Linked DNA regions of Homo sapiens: region 1 is linked to region 2. A link is an interaction called in ENCODE POLR2A ChIA-PET data of the cell type or tissue named here. Cell type or tissue: B cell. All regions are shown on one strand.

Region 1 (2,500 bases), 61 kb before region 2:
AGGATATGTACTACAGCCAACAAACCAGACATGGCTCTTGCCCTTAAGAGACAAGGAAATATTCAAAAATAATAATAATAATAAATAAAGCACAGTTTTAATTTCTTTTTTACTTTTCTTTTCTTTCTTTCTTTACCCTCTCTTATGGTGCTGATAACTCCATTTTTCAAGTGAGGAAACTGTCATTTGACAGTTTGGATCACACTGTCATACTGTCACCAAGAACTCAAACCAATGCCCAGTGCTCTTAGGTACTGGCTTGCTGTAAAAGACATATCTTGAGAGGCCGAGGCAGGCGGATCGCAAGGTCAGGAGTTCAAGACCAGCCTGATCAACATGGTGAAACCCCGTCTCTACTAAATATACAAAAATTAGCTGGGCATGGTGGCACGCACCTGTAATCCCAGCTACTCAGGAGGCTGATGCAGGAGAATCACCGGAACCCAGGAGGCGGAAGTTGCAGTGAGCCAAGATTACGCCACTGCACTCCAGCCAGGGGACAGAGCAAGACTCTGTCACAAAAAAAAAAAAAAAAGACATAGCAAGCTGCCTCTTGTGGCGTAAGCAGGGTGTGAAGTGCACAGAGAGCACTGCAGATAGTAAGTGCTACCAGAGTTTGTTCACAGGTCAGCAGTATCTCACAGCTAGAATTAGTGTCAGGAAAGACTTCATAGAGGACTGGAAGTAGAAATAAAGAAGGACAGGTAATAAAGACATTCTGAAGGAAGTTAAATGACATAAGTAAAAACAAAAGTGAAGCAGTATAAATAAAAGTTTGTTCTGCAGATCAGAACAAAGAAAAATGCTTGGCTTGCCAAGAATGCAGCAAGGGGAACAGAGGGAGATGAAGTGAGTAAAGTGGTCTGGGGCTGGAACTCTGTGTCAGGAAAGCAACCACCACCCATACAGAAATTTTAGAACCTGCACCTTCTCTATTCCATGCTCCCCAGCAGAAAACAAAAGTTTAAGTGCTGTTGGCTCATTTCCGGATTTTTCTTGCATGACTTCTCACACAAAAGAAATCTGCTCCACTCTGATAAACATGACAGGACCACAGCCATCCCTCTTCAAGTCTTGCCTGCTCTAGCAAGTTGTATCAACACAGGCAAAGTTGTCAAATTCTCAATGCCCAGAGAACCTCCCCTTGGCACTTTCCAGGTGGCCACGAGTAACCCCACAAAGTTTTTAATACATTTACCCTGCCTGTGGAGGCCCCAAATCCATAATGGAGCCAGCTGAACAGCTCAGTGGTGAGACATACAACATAAGGCTCTGACCTGTCTCCTTCAGATGCCTATACTGTACATCCCAGCAAACAGATTCCTCATTGCTCTGAACAGATATTGTCAAGAGAGTGGTATAGGGTGCATATATTAGGCACCATAGGAAACAGATATTGCTGGGCTTCTTTTTCTGTGCCTAATAAAAAAGCTTTCTAGCTGGATAGGTCCAAAGAAGCAGCACTTGACATTTGACTTTGTATATCCCTAATTGTACCCAGACCAATTTCGGTGAACATAATATAATATTGTGAACTGCTTCCTGGTTCTCCTCTGTGTAGGTCCCAGACCTCCTAACAACCCAAACAGGCTCCATTAGGGTAGACAGGCTCCACAACAGAGTGAGAACAACATATGAATGAGAATCAGAGAAAATTATATTCTAGCCCTGGCTTACCAAAACCTTGGGTAAGTTTGTTCTTCTGATATGTAAATAAGAAGTTTGGGAGAGATGGTCTCTAAAACCCCTTCCAGCTTTCACATACTAGGATTTCAGTCCTAGCACCTAACACCAATGGCCTAAAAAGTCAGAATGAAGTTTTTCATCTGTCATTGTGAGTCCCAATTCAATGCCATCTACAAATCTAACTCTCAGAAGCCAAGTTGGAGTAGTAAAGGCTCCAAAGTCAGTGGCTGTACAATGGGCTCCAGAATAGAAGGTATGAAACAAAAAAAGTTGGTAGGCAGGACTGCAGCCTAGGATAAAAAGCTAGTTTCTAATTGGAGCCCAGGAGTCCGGGGAGAAGGAAAAAAGGATAGGTCATGTCAAAGCAATGAAGTAATGCATGAACCAAGAGACACAACATAAAAGGGAGTATAAAAAGACTCCACAAGACTCTAGGTCATAAGCAAAGGAAGTCAAAGAAAAACTAAAAGGCCACAGAACCTAGAAGTGATTGTTCCCCAGAGCATGGCCCTTGGGCAATCTCAGAGGCATCCTTTAAGATGATCCCTAGCGGTCCTTGCCCTCCTAGTGTTCATGCCCTTATGTAATTCCCTCACCTTGAGGATGGGCTGGACTTACTAACAAACACAATATAGAAGAAGTGATGGCCTATCAATTCCAAGATTAGATGATAAAAAGATGGAGGTATCTATCTTAGGCACTCTCTCTTGCGCTCTCTTGGACCACTTGTTCTAGGGGAAACCAATCATCATGTCCAGTATAGCCCAGTGTAGAGGCCCATATGGCAAGGAACCAAGGCCTGCCAACAACCATG
Region 2 (2,500 bases):
CAAGGTGGGCGGATCACAAGGTCAAGAGATCGAGACAATCCTAGCCAACATGGTGAAACCCTGTCTCTACTAAAAATACAAAAATTAGCTAGGCGTGATGGCGCGCACCTGTAGTCCCAGCTACTTGGGAGGCTGAGGCAGGAGAATCACCTGAACCTGGGAGGCAGAGGTTGCAGTGAGCCGAGATCGCGCCACTGCACTCCAGCCTGAAGACAGAGCAAGACCGTGTCTCAAAAAAAAAAGGTCTCACTGTCTTGCCCAGGCTGGTCTTGAACTCCTAGGCTCAAGCGATCCTCCTTCCTTGGCCTCCCAAAGTGCTGGGATTACAGGCATGAGCCACCGTGCCCAGCCTGTAAAATTGATTTAGGAATATCCACACTGGGTGTGGTGGCTTACACCTGTAATCCCAGCACTTTGGGAGGCCAAGGCAGGAGGATCACTTGAGCCCAGGAGTTCAAGACCAGCCTAGGCAACATGGCAACAGCATCTGTACCAAAAAATACAGAAAACTAGCTGGGTGTGGTGGCACACACTTGTATTCCCAGCTACTCAGGAGGCTGAGGTGGGAGGATTGCTTGAACCCTGGAGGCAGAGGTTGCAGTCAACTGAGATCATACCACTCCACAACAGCCTGAGTGACAGAGCAAGACCCAGTCTCAAAAAAAAAAAAAAAAAAAAGAATATCCACATCATAGGGTTGTTGTATTAGAGGTAATGTAGCAGTGTGCCAGCCATGTGGGAGGTACTCAGTACATGATGGTCATTATGATTAGACATGTCAGCCACAGTGTGAACTCGTCCTGAACTTTTTTTGTATTGTCTGACCTTGGCTGTCACCGACCCTTTCTGAAATCTCTTTATTTCACTATCAGTTTGAAAGACCTCGCCTACCTTGATTTATGTGAGGGAAGATAAAAGAAATAAAAAGAGTTCTTGGGCCGGGTGCGGTGGCTCACGCCTGTAATCCCAGCACTTTGGAAGGCTGATGTGAGCAGATCACCTGAGGTCACGAGTTCGAGACCAGTCTGGCCAACGTGACAAAACCACATCTCTACTAAAAATACAAAAATTAGCCAGGCCTGGTGGCGGGCGCCTGTAATCCCAGCTACTTGGGAGGCTAAAGCAGGAGAATTGCTTGAACCCAGGAGGCGGAGGTTGCAGTGAGCCAACATTGCGCCACTGCACTCCAGCCTGGGTGAGAGAGCGAGACTCCACCTCAAAAAAATAAATAAATACAAATTAAAAATAAAAATACAAAATACAAAAATAAAAAGAAAATATTTGTTGGGTTGATTTAATGGAACTGGGTTTTGAAGAATGGGCAGTATTTAGACAGGTAAGCAGAGATTGAGGAATTGCTAGAAAGGGGACACAGTGAGCATGGCTGGGGTAGGTATAGAGGCAGGGACATAGACTGCTAAAGACATCCAGCTTTAGACCAAGCTCTGCCACTGCCTCCTGGGAAGCCTCAGGAAAATCAGTGTCCTTCCTGGGTTGAGGAGGAGTTATTCTTGTTCTTCTCAAAGATCTTTTTCATGACCAAGACATCCTTCCTGGATGGCTTTAAACCACCCACCCCCAGCTCACTCATCTTGCTCTAGCCTCACTCTGACTCAGATAGCAATTAAATCTTCCCCTGTTCATCTGCTTGCTTCCCTGTTCATCTAGCTTGGAATGTTCTCTCTTCCTGCCTCCATCTCAGGAAACTCTATCCTTCCGTAAAGGTATTTATGAGCATGACACTTTGGTAAGTTAAGAATGCATGTGGTAATTTCTAGGGAGATCACTAAAATAATACTAATAGGAAAAGAGAATTTAACTTTCAAACTAGTATAGTGGGAAAAATGGGCTGGGCATGGTGGCTCATGCCTGTAATCCCAGCACTTTGGTAGGCTGAGGCAGGCGGATCGCCTGAGGTCTGGAGTTTGAGTCGAGTCTGGCCAACATGATAAAATCTTCTTTCTACTAAAAATGCAAAAATTAGCCAGGCGTGGTGGCACGCGCCTGAAGTCCCAGCTACTAGGAAGGCTGAGGCACGAGAATCACTTGAACCTGGGAGGCAGAGGCTGCAGTGAGTCATGATCGCACCACTGCACTCCAGCCTGGGCGACACAATGAGACTGTGTCTCAAAAAAAAAAATATATATATATATAGCAGTAAATTCGTTAAATGCATTAGACTAAATGTTCTGGTTAAAAGCCAAAGTATTGGCTGGGCACGGTGGCTCAGGCCCATAATCCCAACACTTTGGGAGGCCAAGGCAGGTGGAACATTTAATGTCAGGAGCTTGAGACCAGCCTGGCCCACATGGTGAAACCTCATCTCTACCAAAAATATAAAAATTAGCCTGGTGTGGTGGTGGAAGCCTGTAATCCCAGCTACTTGGGAGGCTGAGGAACGAGAATTGCTTGAACCCAGGAGGCGGAGGTTGCAGTGAGCCGAGACTGCACCGCTGCACTCCAGCCTGGGTGACAGAGTGAGACTCCATCTCAAAAAAAC

What was found. Peaks named below come from ENCODE experiments on the same cell type or tissue, not always from the same donor. Only the 100,000 strongest peaks of a DNase experiment are listed, where the experiment ranks them.
Region 1: POLR2A ChIA-PET joins it to region 2 with 6 read pairs; 16 of 35 experiments call an interaction of 5 or more read pairs at or near these places.

Annotation. Positions count from the first base shown.
Region 1 is chr11:3,864,465-3,866,964 of GRCh38, reverse strand. All of the region lies in intron 1 of STIM1 (stromal interaction molecule 1), which reads right to left. Among named protein-coding and RNA genes, the nearest start is that of MIR4687, 9.7 kb to the right of the region's middle. In B cell, no CTCF peak of the experiment used is centred here; a DNase peak (open chromatin) is centred at 1,034; H3K4me3 peaks cover 1,211 bases; H3K27ac peaks cover 2,263 bases.
Region 2 is chr11:3,803,438-3,805,937 of GRCh38, reverse strand. It overlaps a transcript of PGAP2 not described here. Among named protein-coding and RNA genes, the nearest start is that of PGAP2, 3.9 kb to the left of the region's middle. In B cell, no CTCF peak of the experiment used is centred here; no DNase peak of the experiment used is centred here.